Regions from separate parts of the Homo sapiens genome. Here regions 2 and 3 are each linked to region 1. Evidence: chromatin contacts called from ENCODE Hi-C or POLR2A ChIA-PET data. All regions are on one chromosome and are shown on one strand. The core of a region is the stretch at or near the end of the contact, and the rest is flanking DNA. Distances in the headings are between cores, read along the strand shown. Region 1 holds the start of NOP58 (NOP58 ribonucleoprotein). Region 2 overlaps TRAK2 (trafficking kinesin protein 2). Region 3 holds the start of ICA1L (islet cell autoantigen 1 like).

What was found. Hi-C counts contacts between places; a loop is a spot of excess contacts on that map. ChIA-PET counts read pairs that join two places held with the same protein, here RNA polymerase II (POLR2A). Pooled maps may share reads with other maps.
Region 2: a pooled map shows a loop between it and region 1 (7-fold over the local background). The contact joins the enhancer-like site here to the promoter of NOP58 in region 1. A Hi-C loop is called at or near these places in 4 of 50 pooled maps. POLR2A ChIA-PET finds 5 or more read pairs at or near these places in 2 of 52 experiments (activated T-cell and naive thymus-derived CD4-positive, alpha-beta T cell).
Region 3: a pooled map shows a loop between it and region 1 (4-fold over the local background). The contact joins the promoter of ICA1L here to the promoter of NOP58 in region 1. A Hi-C loop is called at or near these places in 2 of 168 maps with a recorded cell type or tissue (chondrocyte and mammary epithelial cell) and 8 of 50 pooled maps. POLR2A ChIA-PET finds 5 or more read pairs at or near these places in 2 of 52 experiments (Panc1 and activated CD4-positive, alpha-beta T cell).

Annotation. Positions count from the first base shown.
Region 1 is chr2:202,264,184-202,267,908 of GRCh38, reverse strand. It overlaps NOP58 (NOP58 ribonucleoprotein), which reads right to left and starts at 2,146. Exons shown (of 15, transcript NM_015934.5): 1 at 1,923-2,146. The coding sequence starts at 1,967.
Region 2 is chr2:201,430,471-201,434,195 of GRCh38, reverse strand. The region is part of intron 1 of TRAK2 (trafficking kinesin protein 2); the gene reads left to right. Among named protein-coding and RNA genes, the nearest start is that of TRAK2, 19 kb to the left of the region's middle. Within about 2 kb of position 2,000, at least 15 of the 41 ENCODE cell types and tissues checked have a DNase peak (open chromatin) inside an H3K27ac peak, as active enhancers do.
Region 3 is chr2:202,870,173-202,873,897 of GRCh38, reverse strand. ICA1L (islet cell autoantigen 1 like) reads left to right here and starts at 2,132. Exons shown (of 13, transcript NM_001288622.3): 1 at 2,132-2,279. RefSeq lists silencers at 1,820-1,949, 2,010-2,059, 2,100-2,589.

The sequences.
Region 1 (3,725 bases), core at 897-3,396:
TGAACAGTAACTTGCAGATAAATAGCACTGCAAACTCCAACGGAATACTCAAAGACATTTTCATGGAGGAGGACACTTTTCATTAATAGAAATCAGTAATTCATCGAGACACGGTTGAGTATTTTAGGACCCAGGTCTAGAAATCCGACCATTGATAAGCCAATTCCTTCCTACCATGGGAGACAACCAGTGCACTGTGCAGAGTTGCTCCTCTTCACATCCGGTACAGGACAGTATACTACGGCAATTAACGGTGAAATTCATCGATAGACACTTACAGACCACATTGGCTAAGAGAATTTGAAGCTATGCAGAACTCTACATGGTAATTTAGATAAGATTCCAAAAAGCTGGAGAAAAGTAAAATTGACATGTTTCGTAGCTCTAAAGGGGACTAAGGAGCTTACTTACAAGTTCCTTAAAACACTAATACGGCAATTGCAGATAACTCCAACTAAGGTAAAAACAAGCAAAACTGCCTTTTCGGTTTTAATGATTTTATTGGTTTTCTTAAAAATAACATTTGACGTATCAAATGCAAACTGCGTATTTTCAAATGTCAGAAGTGAAACATGGAGAACTCTGCACCCATCCAGACTTTCTTGCATCCACACCACAAATGGTTTTTTGGTTCATAGCTAAAATTGTATTACATTTATTTTTACCTAGCGTTTTTGCTTTCTACCAACATATATATATGTAGAATATACATAAAAACTTTATTTTTCATTGCTATATTCACAGACCTCAGAAGAGTTGCACCGCACAAGAAAAGGCACTCAATCTCACTCATTCTTCCTAACATCTCAACAGCATCTTGCGATACGAATGTCTTACCATTCAACCATTTCAGTGCTGACGAACTTGTCAAACTTTCCCCACGAAAACAACCAAACCTCAAACTGACATCACCAGCCCAGATGTTTTCCCCTAAGCTTCAAATCTGAAATACTGAACTGCCCGATCTACACAACTGCATTATCAGGTCTAATAGACAACGCAAGCTTCGCACAGCCCAAACCGGAAATCTTTAGTCCTTCCCCAAGAAACTTTCTTAACATCTTATTTAAACCAAAACCCCACATTCAATCTATTAGCCAGTCCTTCCTGTTCTACCTTCACAATTTCTATCGATATTTGTTTCTCTCCATACCAGGCAATTTCATCTTGTCCAAATGAATGCAAAAGTATTCTTGCTGCCGTTCTTATCTCCTCGAGTCTAATCTCCACACAGCAGAGTAACCGTATTAAGACAAATTAGCAGGTCATTCCTCTGCTTAAATCCTTTCGATTGGCCGAGCACGGTGGCTCACGCCTGTAATCCCAGCACTTTGGGAGGCCGAGGCAGGTGGATCGCTTGAGGTCAGGAGTTCAAGACCAGCCTGGCCAACATGGTGAAACCCCGTCTCTACTAAAAGCAAACAAACAAACAAAAACAACTAGCCAGGCGTGGTGGTGGATGGAGGCCTGTAATCCCAGCTACTCGGGAGGCCAAGGCAGGAGAATCGCTTGAACCCGGGAGACGGAGGTTGCAGTGAGCCAAGATTGCGCCACTGCACTCCAGCATGGGCAACAAGAGCGAAACTCCATCTCAAAAAAAAAAAAAATCTTTCGATCATTCCTCAAAACATCTAGAATAAAGTCCGAATTCCCTATAATCTGTTAAATTCTAACACGCCTCCTGCCCACCCCTTCAACGGGAGGAAATAAAATCCTCTAATGCAGAACGGGTCTCCCCAAACGGCGGGGCCACGTGTTACACGTAACATGGCTCTCAGGTGTAAAGGCCTTCTCCCTCCTCCCAGAGCCCGGGCTATAACAGGCACCCACGCTACTCTGAGTAGTTCCGTGCTTAAGTCTTTCCCTCTCCTCGTCTGTCCAGCATCCGCCTTCCCCCTTTAACGGCTCGCTCTCCCACCTACCTTAAAGATGGCGTAACCCACAGACGTTTCAAACAGCACCAACATGGTGAGGCCGGGTCAGGGCGCCGCACGGCCTGCCAGAAGCTGTAGAGTCAGTTCAAAAACACCGACTACGCGGCCTCAAAAGGCCTCCTAGGCCGCGGCGGGCAAAGCACAAATGCGCTCGCCGTCCCGCAAAGAATCAGAACACGCTGCCTAAACCCTCCACGCTGTACTGGAACTAGGACGCACGAACGCGCTACTCCTTCTCTGAGGATTCTGGGATAGCAACGTCACTTCCGACAGAAGACTGCCGCAGAGATTGCCGTCACTTCCAGAATGTTCCCGCCACAGCGGGCTGGGGCGGGCCGAGAAAGTTTGTATCGCGGGATCTAGGGCCTGAACGGAGCCTTTGCGCCTTTTTTTCTTTTTTCTTTTTTTCTTTTTTGGAGACGGAGTCTCGCTCTGTAACCCAGGCTGGAGTGCAGTGGTGTGATCTCGGCTTACTGCAACCTCCGCCTCCCGGGTTCAAGAAATTCTCCTAGCCGGGCGCAGTGGCTCACGCCTGTAATCCCAGCACTTTGGGAGGCCGAGGCGGGCGGATCACAAGGTCAGGAGATCGATCGAGACCATCCTGGCTAACACGGTGAAACTCCGTCTCTACTAAAAATACAAAAAATTAGCCGGGTGTGGTTGCAGGCGCCTGTAGTCCCAGCTACTCGGGAGGCTGAGGCAGGAGAATGGCCTGAACCCAGGGGGCGGAGCTTGCAGTGAACCAAGATCCTGCCACTGCACTCCAGCCTGGGCGACAGAGCGAGACTCCGTCTCAAAAAAAAAAAAAAAAAAAGAAATTCTCCTGCCTCAGCCTCCCCAGTAGCTGGGACTAGAGGCACACACCACCACGCCCAGCTAATTTTTGTATTTTTAGTAGAGATGGGGTTTCAGCATGTTGGCCAGGATAGTCTCGATCTCTTGACCTCGTGATACGCCCGCCTCGGCCTCCCAAAGTGCTGGGATTACAGGCGTGACCCACTAGGCCCGGCCTTTTTTTTTTTTTTTTTTTTTTTTTTTTTTTTTTTTGAGACAGTCTGGCTGTTGCCCAAGCTGGAGTGCAGTGGCACTATCACGGCTCACTGCAACCTCCAACTCCCAGGCTCAAGCGATCCTCCCACTTCACCCTCCGGAGCAGCTGGGACTACAGGCCTGTGCCACCACACCCAGCTAATTTTTTGTAGAGACAGGGTTTCACGATGTTGCCCAGGCTGGTCTCGGACTCTTGACCTCAAGGGATCCTCCCACCTCGGCCTCCCAAAGTGCTGGGATTACAGGCGTGAGCCACCGCGCCCCGCCACCGCTAGAGATTTAAAGGGGAAAAACTTCACGATATTATTTTGTTAACCCTCTATGAATTATATGTTCACTTTGAGAGAAACGAGGAGCTGTTTCGGTGCCAGTCTGCCTCAGGCATCTAGAATTTGAAATGCCAGCTAGTGCCATTAGACTTTATCCCCTTTCAAGCCCTGCCTTGAGGCGAAGGCCTCAGAATGACACCATTACTGTCACTATATTTGTGAGCATTCCTGGCCGTTCCCTTCTGTCTGGCCAAATGAATTATTAGCACAGTTTTCTTTCAATAAGCCTCTCCTATTTTTGCTGCATTTGTTAAAATGACCCCAGGGTATGAATTTAGAATGTCTTTTTTTTTTTCTTTTTCTTCTTTGTTTTTTTTGAGACGGAGTTTCACTCTTGTTGCCTAGGCTGGAGTGCAGTGGTATGATCTCTGCTTACTGCAACCTCTGCCTCCCGGGTTCAAGCAATTCTCCT
Region 2 (3,725 bases), core at 751-3,250, 830 kb after region 1:
CACGAGGTCAAGAGATCAAGACCATCCTGGCTAACACGGTGAAACCCCGTCTCTACTAAAAATACAAAAAATTAGCCGGGCGCGGTGGCGGACGCCTGTAGTCCCAGCTACTCAGGAGGCTGAGGCAGGAGAATGGCGTGAACCCGGGAGGCGGAGGTTGCAGTGAGCCGAGATAGCGCCACTGCAGTCCGGCCTGGGCAAAAGAGCGAGACTCGGTCTCAAAAAAAAAAAAGAATGATTATGAAGGGCAGTCCCATGATGTGTGACAAAAGATGTACCCATGCAGCTGACAATCAGCCAGAGGCGAAGAAATGTGACTGACTGAAATGGTTTTGGCAGAGGATTGTTGTTAAAGTGGAATGCCTGTTCAGTCAAAGGTGAAGGTTAGGAGTTCAAGAACTTTAAGCATGGTGAATTAAAGTGCTGCTGTGGAAACTTATCAAAAACCGCGGTTGACACCATGGGTTCAAGGCCTTTTCTTATCTGCAGGTGAAGCTCTAATAGGGATTCCTTAGCTGCCAGAGGTTACCGCCCTTTTCCTGTTAGTGAAGATTGTGTCAGGGAGGGGTTGCCTGCCTCGGCAGATATTCATTATAAACAAACAGGGCAGTTTTTAAAATGCCCAAAATATTCAACTAGGAGGAAATACTGACCCCATAAACCTAAATCTCACACACGGTTTTGGACGTTTAAACGAATGGATTTAACAGCCTTTTGGAATTCAGCCTGTTTGTAAGTAGAGCGACCTCCATGTATTTCATATTCTGACACCCTACTTATCTTTAAGTCAAATGGCAGTTAAAAAGAGGGACAAAATATTTGCTGGTCACAAATCCTATTTCCTCAGGGTCAACTTTATAAATGCTAATAGAACAGCTGTGCTGAATGTAGCCAGTGTAGCTTTCCCGCGGCATCGGTGCAGCTGGATAGTGATATGTGGCCTCTGCCTTCCTGAGGTCTGCTGCTTACTGTCCAGGCTGGGTTTTGCTGGTGATGCTCCTCCCGCCTTTTTTTCAGCTCTTAGCACTGAAGCCATGATAGAGTCTTTAAGTGGTTTAATATCTGGTTTGTAAATTACTGTGGTTTTTTGGTAAACTTTATCTGTAGTGTAGCCAGATACATTAAAATTAGTGAGTCTCTGTCTTTGTCAAAAATATATTATTTTATGAGGACAAGGTAAATTATCATTTTTTAAATTAGCTTATCTTTTGTCTGGATTAGGTTGCCACTGCCTAAGAGAGCTATTGCTGAATTGGTGATTGGCACTGTTCCTGCATGCATTTCAGCAGCCCACATGTGTTTCAAATTAATCCCCAAAGTATTGCTTATAAAATAAAAATTTTGAATATATTTCCAGTGTAAATGTTTCACTAAATAATTACATTTTTTGCAATCCCAGGCTCTACGCCCAGCAGAGGTGAACTTTCCCAGAGTTGTTTTAGCCTTCTCAATAAGGCTGTTTTGGCCAGAGTATCCTGTTTTAAGGAAGTAGCAAGATATTTTTTAGGCACAGGGCCTATATTTAGGCATTCACTGTTGACCAATTAGTTCTGTGGCTGGGCTAAACTATCTAAGTCATTAGCCATGTTGTGTCCTGCCAGCAATATTTATGTCAATGACATGTTTTGGTTGTTCTTTTTAAGTCTCATCCTTCTTAAAATAAGTTACTTGATTATTTTGCTTTATTTTCTTCTTCTTAATGTGCATGGATTACAAAGGCTGGCTTCTTGTTAAATGATACATGCCTGATTGGTTGTTTTATAAAGAAAAGCAGTGAAGTTGTTCCTAAAAAGGTTGAATAAAGATCCGGCAAAGAAAGTAGATGGCCCTGAAAAAAGTGCACAGAATACGTGTGCACAGACTAGGAAAGGCACTGAAAATGTGTCATTTGTGTTTGCCAAAGTTTAGTTTCTACTGCATTTAGGACTCTGTGTAAGCTTTTGGTTTATTCATGCATCCAAGAGACAGGAAGAGAATGATTAATCACACTAAGCTAACGTCACTCATCAGAAGGCAGGAAGTAAATTCTTTCTTAGGTTGAAAGAAGATGCTATCAAGCAATTGAGAGTAGGCCGTAGATTGTGCCCAACATTGTGTAAGGTACAATAACAATAATAATAATTATAAAATAGTACTTTGGTGATAGAAATACTAATAATAACCAGTACTTGCATAGCATTTACTATATTCTAAGACATTATTCTAAGACCTTTACATGTATTAACTCATGTTATTTCCCAATAACCCTCTGAGGTAGCTGCTACTATTATCCTGTCATAATTCACTTAGTCCCCATAAAGTAGATCCTGTTATTAGGCCCACTTAACAGATGAAAAAATGAGGTCAAGTAATTTGTCCAAGATCACCCAACCAGTAAGTGGTGGGGCTGGAGTTCAAATTTAGGCACTCTAGTTCCAGAATCCACATTCTTAACCACTGAGGTAGGCTGAATACTGGCCCTCAAAGATATGCAGTTCTTGATCCCTGGATCCTGTGAATATTACCTTATATGCCAAAAGGACTTTGCAGACATGGCTACATTAAGGATCTTGAGACGGAAGATTATGCTGGATTATCCAGTTTTACCTTAAATGTAATCACAGGTGTCCTTATAGGAGTGAGGCAAAGGAGACTTGACAGCAGAAGAAGACAGTGTAACAGTAGAAGCAGAGAGAAACTTGAAGATGCTACGCAGCTGGCATAGAAGATGGTGGAAGAAACCCTGAGCCAAGTAATACAACTCTAAAAGCTAGGAAAGACAAGGGAATGATTTTTCCCTGGAGCCTCCAGAGGGAGGGGGCATAACTCTTCTAACACCTTGCTTTTGGTCCATTGACACTTTTCATTTTTCTGACCTCCAGAACTGTAAGATCATAAATTGGTGTTGTTTTAAGCCACTAAGTTTGTGGTAATTTGTTGTAGTAGCAATAGGAAATGTATAGCCACACTGCTATGGAGAAAGATGCTAAGTATAGTTAAGACTTTTTTGTTATTAGCAAACCTTCCTCAGACCCATGAAGGAATGAGCTTTAGGAATCATCACTCTTGATAATCCCAGCTCTATGGCACTTGAAACTTTATTAGCAGGAGCACAGTTTCTTAGTCCTTATGTCCTTCTATGTGAAGATTACTCAGAGGTATCTTCAGACCGCATCTACTCCATACTTAAACGTGGTAGTCATTCTGGGTACACAGTTGGCTGTTGAGCCAGAAATTTAAGAAATACTAGACAGGGAGGGGTTCCAAGATGGCCAAATAGGAACAGCACCAGTCTACAGCTTCCAGCGTGAGTGACGCAGAAGACAGGTGATTTCTGCATTTCCAACTGAAGTACCCGGTTCATCTCACTGGGGCTTGTTGGACAGTGGGTGCAGCCCGCGGAGGGTGAGCCAAAGCAGGGCAGGGCATCGCCTCACCTGGGAAGTGCAAAGGGTCAAAGAATTCCCTTTCCTAGCCAAGGGAAGCCATGACAGACGGTACCTGGAAAATCGGGACACTCCCACCCTAGTACTGCGCTTTTCCAACAGTCTTAGCAAAGGGCACACCAGGACATTATATCCCATGCCTGGCTCAGAGGGTCCCATGCCCACGGAGCCTTGGTCACGGCTAGCACAGCAGTCCAAGATCGAACTGTAAGGTGGCAGCGAGCCTGGGGGAGGGGCGTCCGCCATTGCTGAAGCTTGAGTAGGTAAACAAAGAAGCCGGGAAGCTCAAACTGAGTGGAG
Region 3 (3,725 bases), core at 883-3,382, 610 kb before region 1:
TACCACGCTCTTCCTAGTGCAAGCCATTTAAACATTGTATCCAACAGCTAAAGAAAGAATTCATTCCACAGGCATTTATGAAATATGAGAGACTTGACTCCTGTCCAGGAGAAGCATCAGCAGCTAGCTCTACATTATTTTCTGATACTATTCCTACACTGTGCCACCGTGTTTCCTTAGCGACTTGTGAAGAAAAAGTGATTATATGAAGTGTAAATACTACACTTCATTAATGGCTTGGAGATACTGTGTATCTTTCTGTAATTTTACCCAGTTAAGTGAATAAAAGCAACAGGCCCGGCCGGTAGCCATTATTCTGACTTCCAGGTGTGTTCCTTGGAGGACTTTAGTCGGCCTCAGATTGAGCTGAAGAAGATATTAGTTTACTGTTCTCTTGACTTAAAACTTCATCTTGTTGGAACAAACATTTTCTAAAATACCCCAAGAACTTTACTATGGGGCATAGTAACATTTGAAAGTCATTTCGCTTGCCACTTTATTTATTCCTTGGTGAGAAAGATAATCTGTTCTTTTCAGATATTTTATAATGTATCCTTCAGTTGTGAATTAGCTATCTTTGTTTCATTTCGTTCATTGATGGATTCAACATTCATTCAGGACCTAGTTTGTATTAGGCACTGTGCTAGGTGCTAAGGCTGCAGAAATGCGTAAGGGAGGAGCAGCTTTGAAGCAGCTCGGCACCTAATGGGGAAGACAGGCAGGTAGATCGTTACAGCCAGAGAGCAGTATGCCCCTTAGGAGAAATGCCTCATTTGGTAAGATTCAGGAAAGCCATCCCAAGGAAATAGGTCAATCACTCATGTTTGCCAAACGCTAATTTTTACCCTTCTGAGGAAAGCTGTAGACTCCTCAAAAAAACAAACAAAATTTTGCACATAATCTCAGGTATTTGCCTATTCCTTGAAATCCAAATATCTCAGGGTAAAAGTCTAAAGACATTTAATGTTTTCAGTCCAAATTAACCCTCTGTAGCTTGCCACTTTTCCTATTCTAAAAGTATAATTTCCAGGTTAAGGTGAGTATTTTGTACTGTTAATATTCCAGAACCTCGGCCGGGCGCGGTGGCTCATGCCTGTAATCTCAGCACTTTGGGAGGCCGAGGCGGGCGGATCACGAGGTCAGGAGATCGAGACCATCCTGGCTAACACGGTGAAACCCCGACTCTACTAAAAATACAAAAAACTTAGCCAGGCGTGGTGGCAGGCGCCTGTAGTCCCAGCTATTCGGGAGGCTGAGGCAGGAGAATGGCGTGAACCCGGGAGGCGGAGCTTGCAGTGAGCCGAGATCGCGCCACTGTACTCCGGCCTGGGCGACAGAGCGAGACTCCGTCTCAAATAAAATAAAATAAAATAAATTCTAGACTCACCCCATCTTTGTCATCATACAGATTTTAATTATCACCTCGAGTGTTAACCTTTTAATTCTTTGCTAGCCTATGTGTCGCAGTTGTAATTAATAATTCGTATTCTGCTGTTTTAGGAAAGTTCTTTTAAGTTTTGGAGTCACCTTTAAAAAGAATGAAGTTTGAATTTATTAAATTATCTCCTACTAGTAGTAAATAGTTTTGCCTTCCTTTTTGTTTTTTTCCTGAGACTTTCAGGATCCGGTTTTACCTTTTACTCTTGAAGATTCATCATAAACATTATGGATATGGATATGTGCATTTGAGATTGGTTATGAACGGTTGTTAACTTAGACCTCTTTAAACCTTTAACACGGGAGTTAAATACAGCGGGCGAACGCTTTCCGCCTAAGGAGCACTGGTGCTAAGGGGCCGCCCCAGAAGGCCCGGCAGGTCCGGGGGTGGGGGTGCTCGGAGGGAGCCGGGAGGGCCCCGGGCCAATGCCTTCCACTTCCCCACGCCTCAGAGAGCTCACACTCAGCTCCTCGTAATGTTCTGACCGGTTTGGTGTTTGTCATTTCACTTTATTAAGTAAAGAGGAAATCGGGAAAGGAGGAATAGAGAGGGTCCCCGAGTTCATTCAAGAGCAGACCGAGAGATGCTCCGATCCCGAGTCGGGCCGGTGGCGGGGTCAGGCCGGCGCCCGAGGGGGGCGAACGCGGACGCCAGGTCGCGCGGTTTAAATCTCCCGCCTCCCGCAGCGGGAGCCTGACACCTCCACGCACTGGTGCGGAGGGGCACTGGCTGCCGGAGGGCCGGGAGTCGGCGCGGGGCTCGCGGGCGGTGGCCGGAACGGGTGCCGGGACGGATCACCGTACGGCCGAACGCGACCCGAGGAGGCGGAAGAGCGGCGCCGGTAAGCTTCTGCTGCCTCCTGTCCGCCCCTATTCCCCCTCAGGCGGCGGTCAGGCCCGGAGACCAAATCCCGGGTTCCCATGGCGACGCCGGGAGGCGGGGGCGCGGCGGGAGGCTCCGGCCACACGCGCGCGCGCGCGGCTTCTCGGGGCCTTGCTGGCCTCCTCGGTTCTCTGGGGGACCCCGGCCGCTGCCTGCGGCCTTCTTCCAGGCGAGGCCCTGCTCGGGGTTCTTCCGGCCTCCCCCCAGGCAAAACCCGCAAGGAGCGGTTTCTGGCGTGGCTGGGTCCCCTGCGGCGGAAGGGCGCCTCCCGGCCACGCTCGCTGTAGTGAAGGAGCGCGGCAGCCTGGGGCTCGTTTGGGTGATTTCCCTCGGCGGTGGAGGTCGCTCCTAATAGAGGCGGCGGCGGATCACCCGAACAGCCTTCAGGTGCTTCCCTGCTGACCTCTTTTTAACGTGGTGCTTATTTTTATTTCGCTATTATTTTGTAATGGGAATGTCTTCCTTAGAAACTAATTGGCAACCGATGGATAAAAACAAAACATAGTAAATGTGCAGTTTGAGCTGAACTGCAGAATGCACGGGCCCGCGAGGGGCTCCGCGCACAGATCCTGCTCCTTAGGCCGGCAACCCGACCCCACGGCACAGATATGGCTCCTGGAAACGCGCGTCAGCTGGTCAGGTGCCCAGGTGATGTCAGTGGTCAGATACCTGATGCTCTAAGGAAGACGGAGAGGGGAAAGCGGGGAGTCCATCCTGGCAGCTCACCCGCGATGCTGGGGCGTTGCCAGTAGAGGGGGTGGAATCATTTTTCGTGTAATAGATGATCTTGATGCACACAGCATAAAAGCTGTTATAAACTATGGGTCTCTGTAAAATAGATTGTTGGGAAGGTAACATTTTTCCATGGTTTTGATTTTTCCCAAAAGTATTTATGTATTGATTTATTTGGTTCTGACTCAGGCGACGTACTGTAAGACGATATTACTTTAATCATCTTCACATCAGTATTTATGGAATAGCCACAGGTGCCTCATCCTTTAGTAGGAGTTAATTATACATTTACTGGCCGAGTAAACATCTCCGAATGGTATGTATGTATTTTTATGTGACCAAAATTTTAAATCGTTTAGTATTTGTTATCTGTGCCTATCATACCCAGTATTCTTTGAAATCTCTTTATTTAATAGTTCAAAATGATTGTTTATCTAGTCGTTGAAACAGCTATGTGGAAGGCAGTGTTCTAATTACCAGTTTAATTTTAGAGTTAGAAGGGTGCTCAGAGATCAGCCAGTCCAAAGAGGAAAAATTGCAAATATGAGAACTGGTGGAAAAAGTAGGATGCCATATTTTTATTATAAATATCATAAAAATATAAAACAAAGTTTATACCAGTTATGGAACTAGGACCAGATATCAAAATATTAGATACAAAATAGATAATATA